Regions from separate parts of the Homo sapiens genome. Here region 1 is linked to region 2. Evidence: chromatin contacts called from ENCODE POLR2A ChIA-PET data. All regions are on one chromosome and are shown on one strand. Each heading gives the region's core, a stretch centred on a gene start or an enhancer-like site at or near the end of the contact. The rest is flanking DNA. Distances are from core to core; before and after follow the strand shown. Region 1 holds the start of EPC2 (enhancer of polycomb 2). Region 2 overlaps LINC02576 (long intergenic non-protein coding RNA 2576).

Region 1 (5,621 bases), core at 22-2,521, about 84 Mb before region 2:
GAAAAGCAGCAATTTTCCCAAAAGGTGCTGTATTATCAAAATTACAACTGCCAATTTAGATGCACTAGGTCCTCAACTTCTAAGGACCACCTCGCAATGACAATTCTCGAGGACAACGCAACGCCGGCGGCTCGCTTCCGGGCATCCCCGGCTCCTCTCTAACGTTGCGCACGGAGCACGGCCGTCCAGGCGGAGCAGGCAGAGCCCGTCCGCCCCGCGCCCGGCTCGGGTCGGCAGAACTGGCCGGCGGGCGGCCCTCGGACGCTACGACCCGCTCGGTAGTCGTGGCCCCCGCCCTCCCCCGCCGCAGTGCTGCACCGCCTCATCCCGCTGCACCTTCGCGGGCGGGGGAGCCAGGATGATTACATTGCTGGGAGGAAGATGTTTGTTTTGAAAGCACCCTTCCACAGTCATTTCAAAGAGAACTCAATACAAAGCCAAAGTTAAAAGTGGAAAAAATAATAATCTTGCCTAGCCAAATAATACCACGCCATTAATTAGCCCCGCGCCTGAGAGAGGGAGGTGGAAAGGTAAACAGAGACCGTACGCCAAGAGCGGCCAGCGCATCCCCTGCGCCATTCCCGGCCGCCGCTTACGGCAAGGCCCCCTTACGGCAGCGTAAGCAGCGCTGCGAGCTAATCACAACACTGGGACGCAACAACATGGCGGCCGCGGGCGGGCGCTACGCCGGCCGAGAGGGTTTACGCTACTCCGCCGGCGTAGAGTCCCGTGCGTTAGAGCGGCAGCGGCGCCCTCCAGCGAGCGTAAAGCGCTCTGTGAATGGCGAGGCCCGACTGACAAAGGGGAGGGGGGAGGAGGGAAGGGGGGGTAATAAACACTCGAGTCCCTACCGATTCCTCCTCCTTCTCCATCCCGGTGGGCATCTGGGGCACGGCCCGGTTGATGGAGACGCAGTCGTTGAGATCAGGCATGTCCTTGCCGCGGTAGATAGGCAGCGGCTTGGCGGCGTCCAGCGCCCGCGCTCGGAAGGAGAGTTTACTCATTGTCTCCCCGCCTTACAGGAACAGCCCGGGCGGCGGCGGCGGGGCGGGCGGGGAGGGGGGGAGGACTCCCGCCGCCTCCTCCACCTCCTTCCTCAGTGCAGCGCGGCCGGCCCGCTCCTCCTCCTCCTCACTGCCCCCGGCCACAGCATGGGCGCCCACCCCGCCCGAAAACAGCCCCCCGCGCCCGCGGCCGCCTCCACACACTAGATCCGCCGCTCGCCCGCCCGATCCGCTCCCTGCGCCATGGCCAACATGGCGGACATTACCACAGCGGCGGCGAGCGATCCCGGCAGCCCGCGCGAGAGCGCGCCCCCGTCGCGGGAACGCGCCTCGCCCTCTCCCTCCCTCCCTCCTTCCTCTCCCTTCCCCTCCCTCGCCTGCCCACCCACTCTCTCCGCGGCGCTGCCGGCCCGCGGGAGCGTGCTCGGTCTCGGTCCGCTCCGGGGAGAGGGGGCGGGGGCGGCGCCCCTCCGCTCGCTGGCCGGTGCTTTCGCTGTGTGGCAGGTGCCAGGTGCGCAAGTTCGCCCGCGCCCGGGAGCGTGCGCCTCTCCCGCCGCCGCCCGGTCACCCCTCTCGCTGGGTGTCCCGGAGGAAGGCGCCGGGCAAAGACGGCTGCGCCGAGCAGCGCGTGTGTGCAGAAGTCCGGGAGCGGGAAGGGAAAATGTCGACCCGGACCCCACCAGCCATCACCCAAGCCTGTACTTGGACAGCGCTATCCCCAAGGCGCCCTGTGCGCAAGCTAATTCGCATCCTCCGAGGCGCACATCCCCGAGAGGTGCAAGAGGTCTCTCCCATCAGTCCCATCAGTCCGTTCGGAGGACTGGACCGCGCTGCTGGTGCCAGCCCTCTTCTACGCCCTCCCCTCCGTACCTGTCCGAAAGAGCTCTCCAAGGTGCAGCAGCGCGTTCATCCTCGCTTTGCAGTGAGGGTTCATGGTTTGAGGCTGCCAGATGCAACAAGTGAACTTAGGTTCCCTGTCACCCAAACTTCGGTACAGCTGTTTAGTGGATGGTAGGTATTTTTCTGAGTTCAAAAATAGTAGCTTTCCTAAAAGTTCAGCTTCTAAAAATTTAGCCAAGGCAGCACACATTTGCGAAGTAGCAGATGTGTGTCAAATGTGGGGTGCTGTGGAAGACTCGAAGAAATCTGAGAAAAGGTTCCTGCCTCAGAGAGCTTTCACCTTAATGGGATGCCAGGATGGCTGGAAAGATGAGTAACAGAGACGTAAATAGTTGAAGAAAATGACAGCTGGAAAGATAAGTGACAACCGAAAAAAAAGTGTAAATATTTTAAGAAAACAATACAAGAGATGACACAGGCAGTAAGTAGCACATGATTAATTACCAAACGAGATCTAGGCAATAATTGTGAGAGTTCAGAGAAAGGAAAGGAGGCATGACTGCAGCCTAAACTGGTTAGAGAAAGTTCTCAAGAGGAGGGAAAATCAAGGTGACTCAAATAAGTACTAGCTATTGTTGACATCAACCTGGTTTAGCCAAGAGGCTCTTGGTTAGTCTTTAAGCATTACACATTTCTCACAAAACCGTACAAAGAGAGTTTTTAACACATTTTACCATTTTCTAATAATCGATCATACTCTAACTCAGAGAAAGTCAGATGATTTCCTAAAGACCAACAGTGAAAAAATTGATTCCTACTGTCATTTCTATGTGACAATAAAACTATATCTCTTCCTCTATTACGTCCTTCTTCCCCTCCTCCACTTCCTCCCCTCCCCCTTTTTCCTCCTGTTCCTCTTCCCCTTTTCTCTCTGCAGTCTCCTCCTTTGAAGGCAGAATGGTGGATATAGTCTTCATGGTAGTGTCCAAATAGTCTAACCAGTCTGTCGCAGCAAAACTCCGAGTATTGTTTAGTGGGGCTTGAGTGTTTTTCATCCACTTTGTTGTTGGAAGCAATGGAGTTGCTGTGACTCATTTCTTGTAAGCAGTACCTTCCTCAAGCTTATGGGCATGTCCTGCTCTCTAAGTGCTACCCCTGGAACAGTTCCAATCCTCTGGAAGCAAGAACAAGAAGTTCTTGGGAGGGGGTCAGCACTGGGTTCAAGCCTGAAAGGGAAGAAAAAAGCAATAGTTGAAGAAATGAGTCATCCAGAGCTTTCATCTGGATGCCCAGCCCTCCTCAGGTTCAGAAAGGATAGCTTTCTTCTAGTCCCTATGTTTAGTTTTACTGTTTCTCTCAGAAAAGGAAATATCAAGTATGTGTAATATACCATCCATTGTAGTAACATGTTATATATATTATCTCAACTAGTTGAATTCCACTTAATTCTTATTATAATTTTATGAAAAAATATAATTTTACCAATAAGAAAACTGAGCATCAGATAATTTGCCAAATTTCAATTCCAACAACTTGCAGAACTGGGCTCAAATTCAGGTCTGACCTGACTCCAAAACTCTGGTTTTCTCAGTGGTGCTACCCTGCTATCCAAGCTCTTCAGCTTATTGACCAGTCAGCATTCTAAAGCTGCTAATTCAAAATTAGTTACTAAGACCTTCCAACCAACGGCCAAGGGAGCGCATAAGCCAGAGCCTAAAGTTGCAGTAGACCAAGGAGGGCAGGAACAACATCTGTCTGTCAATCACTGTATCCCCAGTTCCATGCCTCACATATGGCAGGCATCTAAAGTATATTTGTTGACTGATATTCCATGAAGAAATTCACTGATACTGACCCCATGCCACTCTAGTTTATAGTTCACATACCTCACTGGCCTGTCACCTGACCTAGCTATTGCTGCCAATATTTGTTCTTACTGTGGCCTACCCTGTTGTCCAGCTTTGTACCTTTGTGCATAGAGATTTTAGAACCAATTAATGTTATTCAAAAACACCTTTTTGAAACCTGGAATTTATAGGAAGGGATTTTTGCTGTTGTGGTTGTTTCTTTGTTGTTCTTTTACTTTGACCATGTAAAAGATTTCTTCCCCAAATCTCCATTTTCTTCTCACCCTGTAGGCAATGATTATAGAGCTGGGAATAAAACCATTTAAGGCAAATAACACAATATACTTTTCAACGGAGACACAGCCTGTGTTTTCTTGGCTTCCAATTCAGTGCCCAAACCGGAATGCCACTGTTCACTTTTGGAAAGTAACTTTTATTTGTATATAAATATTACTTTTCATAAAGTTTATTTCTGATTGATTTGTTGAATACTCATATAATTGTTAGTGCTAAAAGCAAAAAATATCTTCTTATAAAATAAAAAATTCTCTCATGAAATATTTTTATCAAGACCTGCCTCAAATGGGTGTGCAGCCTAATAGCCTATTTTAATTTCCACATACAATGCGCTAAGTATAGTCATTCTAAAATCAGTCCACTTCAGATATGCTCTAGACCAATTCCAAATGACATGCATTTAGCCCAGCAAGCATAATATATAAGCACCCAAGAATTAAAACCAGTTTAAAGCCATATCAAAATAAAATCACTGTCTAAATGTAGTCTAAATTAGAATAAATGTCAAATAACTGTTAGAATTAGGATTACATTCCAGTGTCCATCTCCCAGTACTATAATCAAGGCAGGCAGCTTCCAAATAATGGACAAATTACTTTTTGAAAGGAATCTTAAAACTAGTAAACACAGTTGCTATTCAACTATTTCAGAGTTTTGCAAATGTCACGTTCTTTCTAATTGGCTCCTGGTTTCAGCAAAACCATTTGAAAGTTAATTGGGTTAGTATGTGAACTGCATCTCCACCCCTCCCCCTTATGTTCCCAGGAATGAGCCTAGTACTAATAAAGCTTCGTTGTTTTCCATATGTAATCTGAATGTGGGGTCTGCATTCATTACAATCAACTGGAATCAGTTCTGTGGTTCCAGTGCCCTTTTCTGAGGCAGCTCTGCATCTTTGAGACATAGGGACAGAGACTACACTGAGAGGTGACCTGCCAAACATCTACTTCTACCTCTGCATTTGCCACCGTGGGAATAGCAGATGGTAAATAAAAATTTGTGACTGTGGCTCAGTTTCTTAGCAGCATCGCTCCTCTCAGACCTGGTTGGAATCACAGGGTGCCACCTTGTGTATAAGCTGACGATTTACTTCCCAGCTCCACAAAGGATCCAAATAGACTCCAAAATAATCAGCCTGAAAGCTCTGCATTTTGGTAACTAAAAAAAAAAGAAACAGATTTGAAAACACACAGCTCCAGAGGGTCCACAACACCCAATTTTGAATTGCACTGACAGCCTGTCTCATTTGTTGCCCCACCCGGACCGTAAAACACAACCAGTGCTCCACATTTGGAATAGATTGACGCTGCTCACTCAGGCTTTTGGATGGGGATAAGAGAAATAAGTAAAGCTCTTGTGATGAAGCTAACAAATCTGACTTGGACAGTTATGTGTGTCCAAACAGCAAGCAAGCTATGTAGATGTAATTTCAGGATTTTTTTTTTCTTTCTTTTTTTTTTTTTTTTTTTTGAGATGGAGTCTCTGTCACCCAGGCTGGAGTGCAGTGGTGCAATCTTGGCTCACTGCAACCTCTGCTTCCTGGGTTCAAGCAATTCTCCTGCCTCAGCCTCCTGAGTAGCTGAGATTACAGGCACATGCCACCACGCCTGGCTAATTTTTGTATTTTTAGTAG
Region 2 (6,092 bases), core at 1,485-3,984:
CATTTATAATGGAAAGATCAAACAATTACCACCATAACCAAGTGATCAAACATCACCAATAATGGGACTACCAGACATGTGCCTCCTAAGTAGAATTCTTTCCAAAAATATTTAACCTAACTTCCTGCTTACAGGAAATACAGTAGATACTGGTATAAGATGAACACCATTAGGAAGTAATCATCTCCAGAATATGGGATATTATGTAGCTGCACCAGACCAGTTTGGTTCAACTTTTATGTAACAAAAGTTATGAGTTGTTTTTCAGTTGCTAATGGAGCTTCAGGTCATGTAACCTGAGCAGGCCCAGGTGAACCAAGTGTGTAGCCACAGGGGGGAACCTAAGTGCTCAGAGGAGCAGGGACTGAATTAGGAAGTTGACACTGCATGGCTGGATCTACGATGCAATCAGATTGAGCTCTGGCATCACTCATTAGCAGGATCCAGTGAGATCATGCCTCTTGGCATTACCTCATTGCAAGATCCAGTCAGATCATGCCTCATTACCCTATGCTTATAAAACCTGACACAGCCTGGAGCTCAGGGAGGCATTGCTTTGGGAGCTATCTATACCCAGTGTTCTTTTTACTAGTTGTAAGTAATAAAATCCTCTTGTTAAATCCTCCTTGGTTGTGGCCATTGGTTGTTACTTACCAAGTGACCTAGCCCACCTGTTGTGTGGGCAACAGTTGTACAAAACAATTGGCCTGAACTCTTCAAAAATGTCAACAGTATGGAAAAAAATACCCAGTAATAAATGGTATTGGAAGGAATGGTTCTAGATTAAAAGAGACTAAATAGATAATAACCAAAAACAATACAGGAAACTTGAGTGGATAGTGGAGCAGGAAAAAAAAGAGCTATAAAAGGTATTTGGGGGATAACTGGAGAGAGTTGAATTTGGGCTGATATTAGATGATATTATAGCACAATTGTTAAATTTGAGGGGCGGTGATGGCATTGTGGTTATGTGGAAAAATATTTTTATTCTTAGGAGATACATGCTGCAGTAATTAGAGGTGAAATGTTATAATATCTTTGTATTAGTCTGTTTTCACACTGCTGATAAAGACATACCTGAGACTGGGTAATTTACAAAAGAAAGAAGTTTAATGGACTTACAGTTCCACGTGGCTGGGGAGGCCTCACAATCATGGTGGAAGGTGAAAGGCACGTCTCACATGGCAGCAGACAAGAGGAGAGAACTTGTGCAGGGAAACTCCCCTCTTTAAAACCGTCAGATCTTGTGAGACGTATTCACTACCACAAGAACAGCATGGGAAAAACCTGCCCCCATGATTCAATTACCTCCCACAGGTTCTTCCCACAACTTGTGGGAATTCAAGATGAGATTTCGGTGGGGACACAGCCAAACCATATCAATCTTTAACTTAATTTTGGTTGTTTAACAAACAAAACTGTATATCTGTATTTGTAGCTATCTATCTAAGGGGGAGCACGTGCAAATGTGATAAAATGTTAGTAATTGATGAATCTGTAGTTGGCAGACTCTAAGTTGGCACTCAGTGAATTCTGACCTTCCCTCCTGGAATTCACACCTTGTGTAATCCTTTTCCCTTGAGTAAGGGCTGGGTTTAGAGACTGGCTTCTAGCAAACAGCATGTGGGAGGTTCCTTCCATAATTGAATTCTCTCTCCTTCAATTGCTCAGATGGAGATGGGCTGCCATGTTGTGAGCTGCCCCATGGGGAAGAGGCTCACATGTGAGGAACTGAGGGAGGCCTCCAGAAAACAGCCAGTGAAGAACTGAGACCCTCAGTCCAATAGCCTATGAGGAACTGAATCCTGCTGACAACCATATGAATGAGCTTGGAAGCAGATCCTTCCCCAGTGAAGCCTTCATGTGAGACTGCAGCCCACTTGACACTTTGATTTGTAGCTTGTGACAGACCCCAAGCCAGAAGAGTCAGGTAAGCAGTGCCTGCACTCCTGACCCATGGCAACTGGCATGATAAATGTTTTTTCCCATGAAGCTATGTTTTAGAGTAATTTGTTTTGCAGCAATAGATAACTAATTCACTAGGTAAAGGTTATATCCATTGTAATCTTTCAACTTTTCTGTAGATTTGCAGTTTTATGTGCTGACAGGTGAACACACTGCTGTTGGCACCATGGCCACTGCATACTACGTGCTGTCATGCTAACATTTGATGCTGCAGCAGTAAGTTATTTCTCAATTGATTCTGAGTCTCTGGTTCACTAGCAGGATCATGTGCCCAAGCTCCAGCTTCCAAGGTGTGAGGCCAGAAAGTACCTGACCCTCTCAGCTTCCACAGTGGGAATTGTGGCCCTGTCTCTCAAATAGGGAGGTATTCAGACACTGAGTAGATGAAAAAAAAAAAAGAAAAGAAAAAAAAAGGTGGGGGGGGGCGGTTGGTAAGAAAAGAAAAAGGAAAAGAGGGGGGAGAAAGTGAAAAGAAGAGAAACATCTGCTATACTTTGTTCTACTCCTCTACTCCCAACTGCCCAGAAAGCTCCCCTGCTTAGGAGAGAATCAGATCAGCAGAGTTCCTGATGACCTAGTTTACTTGCCTGGAGACTCATTAGGGTAGCTCAACTACTGACTCTTCCTGTCTCCGTTTTTACCCTCCTGCCAATAACAACCCCCTCTGTCTGTGTCTCTTTAAAGCCCCAAGAGAGATGATCTGATGGTTTGGCTGGTCACTGTTTAATAGAGGGTGTTCTTGTTGGTCTGGATTTTCACTCTAGGCTACGTCAGAAGGTCTGGATTGGCCAATAGCTTGGATGCCCTTGGGGCCAAGCTCCGTCCAATCTGTTTATTTGCCTGCGGGGTGGTAACAAACAGAGAAACTTCCACAAAGGAGCCCCTAAGACCCCTAAGTCATGGACTTGTACAGGCATTTTGAGGCTTTTATAAGGGGGCAGTGTTAGAAACGCTTGTTCCCTGGTGCTGCAAAGAAGTAGCTCTCGAGTTGGAGAGAAGTAAAAGCTCGAACCGGCCTGGGAAGGACCTTACCTAGTGATCCTAACTACTGAAACTGCAGTCTGGACAGCAGAAAAAGGATTGACCCATCACACCCGAGTCAGGAAAGTGCCACCCCCTCCAGAGTCATGGGCCACGGTCCCAGGGGAAAACCCTACCAAACTAAAGCTAAGAAAAATTTAACTCTCTTTCATCCATTTGATTATGACTTCTTTCCTCGCTCTATTGCTGACCACCTAGTTATTAATGTAACCAAGTCAATTTTGCCTCAAACTATTACATTTGATGCTTGCCTTGTTATACCCTATGGAGACTTGCCAAGTCAGAGGCAACTCTCCACTTCAGGAAAGTATCTTTATCCTTCCTAGCGCTCTGCAGACTAAAAATCTGTTAACTGGGATAAATTAGTTTGAGAAGAGTTTGACGAAGATTCCAGTATAAACTGGAAATCTTGTCCTCCTAGAGCAGAGCTTCTCTGCCAAAGTTGGTCCAATGCTCTATAAAATATTAAAGAGCAAGGATCGGCTGCCCCAACTAGTACTTGCAGTTTCTTAAAACCATATATTCATTTTACTAAAGGAGTTACCCCTCCCCATTGTCAGCTAGACCAATGTAACTGAGGACAGATGACCATCCCTGCTCCCCAGAGTTCTTCTATGGCATAGGAGCAGAAGTCTCAGGATCCTTTGAAATGCACTTCATTGCCTTGTCACCTCCTGCACCCCCTTCTCCCTCTCCTAACTTCTCTGCTAACCAAACCTCTTGTTATCTACCCAATGATGAAACCAAAGTAGTTGTAGAGGTTAAAGATTTAAAACAAACTGTAGCAACTGAAACAGAGTATCAGGACGCAAATGCTTGGCTGGAATGGATTAAATATTCTGTTCGCACGCTTAACAAAAGCGACTGTTAACTCTTATGCGACAGGCAGGCCAGAGACCCAGCTTGTCCGCTTTCCAGTTGGGTGGTCCTCTCATGGACTGGGCATGAGCTGTATGGTAGCTCTCTTCCACAACCCCACAGCCTGGGGCGATGAGTCATGCAAGACTCTTTCTCTGCGGTTCACTGAGGTTAAGAGCCCTGTGGGTCAGCCCCCGAGGGCCATGCTGCCACCAGCCCCTGATGTTAACTTCACCTCGTGCCTTTCTCTGCGGGGGGTGGGGGGGGAGTTAGCATTCCTTGAAGACTTAACAGGGTGCAGTGAAACCAAGCCTTTTCAAGAGCTTACCAATCAGTCTGCCCTTGTTCATCTCCAAGCAGATGTGTGGTGGTATTGCAAGGAACTATTGCTGGGTACTCTGCTCTGCCAAGTAATTAGAGCAGCACTTGTGCCCTAGTCCAACTGGCCATCCCTTTTACCCTAGCATTCCGTCAACACGAAGAAAAAAAAAAAGAGAAAAGCGTAAAAAAAAGAAGTGCCTCACATGGGTCCTTTGACTCCCATGTTTATATAAATGCTATTAGACCTCCACGAGGAGTACCAGATGAATTTAAAGCCCGAGATCAAATAGCTGCAGAATTTAAGTCAATATTTTGATGGGTGACAATTAATAAGAACATAGATTAGGTAAATTACATTTATTACAACCAACAGCGGTTTATTAACTACATTAGAGATGCTGTTAAAGGAATAGGTGAGCGATTAGGGGCTACTAGCCAGATGGCTTGGGAAAATAGAAGAGCCTTAGACACGGTATTAGCAGAAAGAGGAGTTTGCGTCATGATTAAAACTCAAGGTTGTACCTTCATCCCAAACACCACCGCCCCTGATGGACGTATAACAAAGGCATTGCAAGGTCTAACCGCTCTGTCTAGTGAGTTAGCCAAAAACCCAGGGGTAAATGATCCCTTTACAAGGTGGCTAGAAAAATGGTTTGGTAAATGGAAAGGAATCATAGCCTCGATTCTTACTTCTCTCGCAGCCGTAGTAGGTGTACTCATTCTTGTTGGGTGTTGTGTCATACCATGCATCTGTGGGCTGGTGTACAAACTCATACAGGCAGCACTTACTAAAACCTCCCTTAATTCTCCTCCACCTTATTCAGAGAAGCTTTTTCTTTTAGAGAATCAAACAGAACAGCTAAGCCAAGACATGTTAAGGAAGTTTGAAGAGAAAGAACTATAAAAATTCAAGAAGGGGGATTGTTAAATATAGTAGACCCCAAGTTTCTCTTCAAAGAATCAGTATGTCAGTATGTTCAGTTCTCTTATTCTTTGATTCTCCATTTTAAAGTTTAACTTCCTGGTTCTCTTCACCCCTTTGCTTCTAGTTTCAGTAAACAACTTTCTCGCGAGTCCTAATCAGTAGTTCACATCTGTTCCCCTGGTCACCTGCTCCATCCTGACTCATCCTGGTCACCTGCTGTGACCTAAGTCACCTTTAGTTACCTGTTCCTAACCGTCCTTCCTGCCACACTACTCACCCTGCCACTCTGGCTCATACCTTTGCTCTCTTTAAAATAGCCAGTTGGAATTAGCTTAGACTGTGCGGTCCAACCCTAGCCAATAGGGAAACAACACAGCAGTAGGGGCTACCTGCCTCAGGAATAAGAACTCCTTGCCCTTCCCTGTCCAGGTGTGCTGTTGCCATTACTCCATTCGCGAGTTACACTCTTCTATAGAAGTAAAAATTGCCTTGCTGAGAAAATTAAATTTATGTTTGAGTGCTGTTTCTTCGTGGCACTGGGGAACAAGCATTTCTAACAGCAGTGTAGAGGAAAGAACTTGGCTGGGACCTTACCCTCCTGCCTCACTGATGGAATGAGACATCTGCAGAGGAAGCTGATTTGGGGTAAAGACAATGAGTTGATTTGGGGCATGAAAGTGAAAGTAAGATTCCCAGATGGTGCTGCCTTTTGTCTTTTTTTAATTTTTATTTTTTGAGACGGAGTCTTGCTCTGTCACCGAGGCTGGAGAGCAGTGGCATGTTCTCGGTTCACTGCAATCTCCACCTACAGGGTTTAAGTGATTCTCCTGCCTCAGCCTCCCGAGTAGCTGAGACTACAGGTGAGCACCACTACACCCAGCTAATTTTTTGTATTTTTAGTAGAGGCTGGGTTTCACCGTGTTAGCCAGGATGGTCTCAATCTCCTGACCTCGTGATCTGCCAGCCTCGGCCTCCCAAAGTG

Evidence for each region. ChIA-PET counts read pairs that join two places held with the same protein, here RNA polymerase II (POLR2A).
Region 1: POLR2A ChIA-PET joins it to region 2 with 10 read pairs in WTC11. The contact joins the promoter of EPC2 here to the enhancer-like site in region 2. POLR2A ChIA-PET finds 5 or more read pairs at or near these places in 2 of 52 experiments (PC-3 and WTC11).

Annotation. Positions count from the first base shown.
Region 1 is chr2:148,640,401-148,646,021 of GRCh38, reverse strand. EPC2 (enhancer of polycomb 2) reads right to left here and starts at 1,271. Exons shown (of 14, transcript NM_015630.4): 1 at 852-1,271. The coding sequence starts at 1,004. RefSeq lists enhancers at 1-97, 694-1,198 and silencers at 188-277, 1,038-1,617.
Region 2 is chr2:65,043,792-65,049,883 of GRCh38, reverse strand. All of the region lies in intron 2 of LINC02576 (long intergenic non-protein coding RNA 2576), which reads right to left. Among named protein-coding and RNA genes, the nearest start is that of CEP68, 9.6 kb to the left of the region's middle. Within about 2 kb of position 2,734, at least 2 of the 41 ENCODE cell types and tissues checked have a DNase peak (open chromatin) inside an H3K27ac peak, as active enhancers do.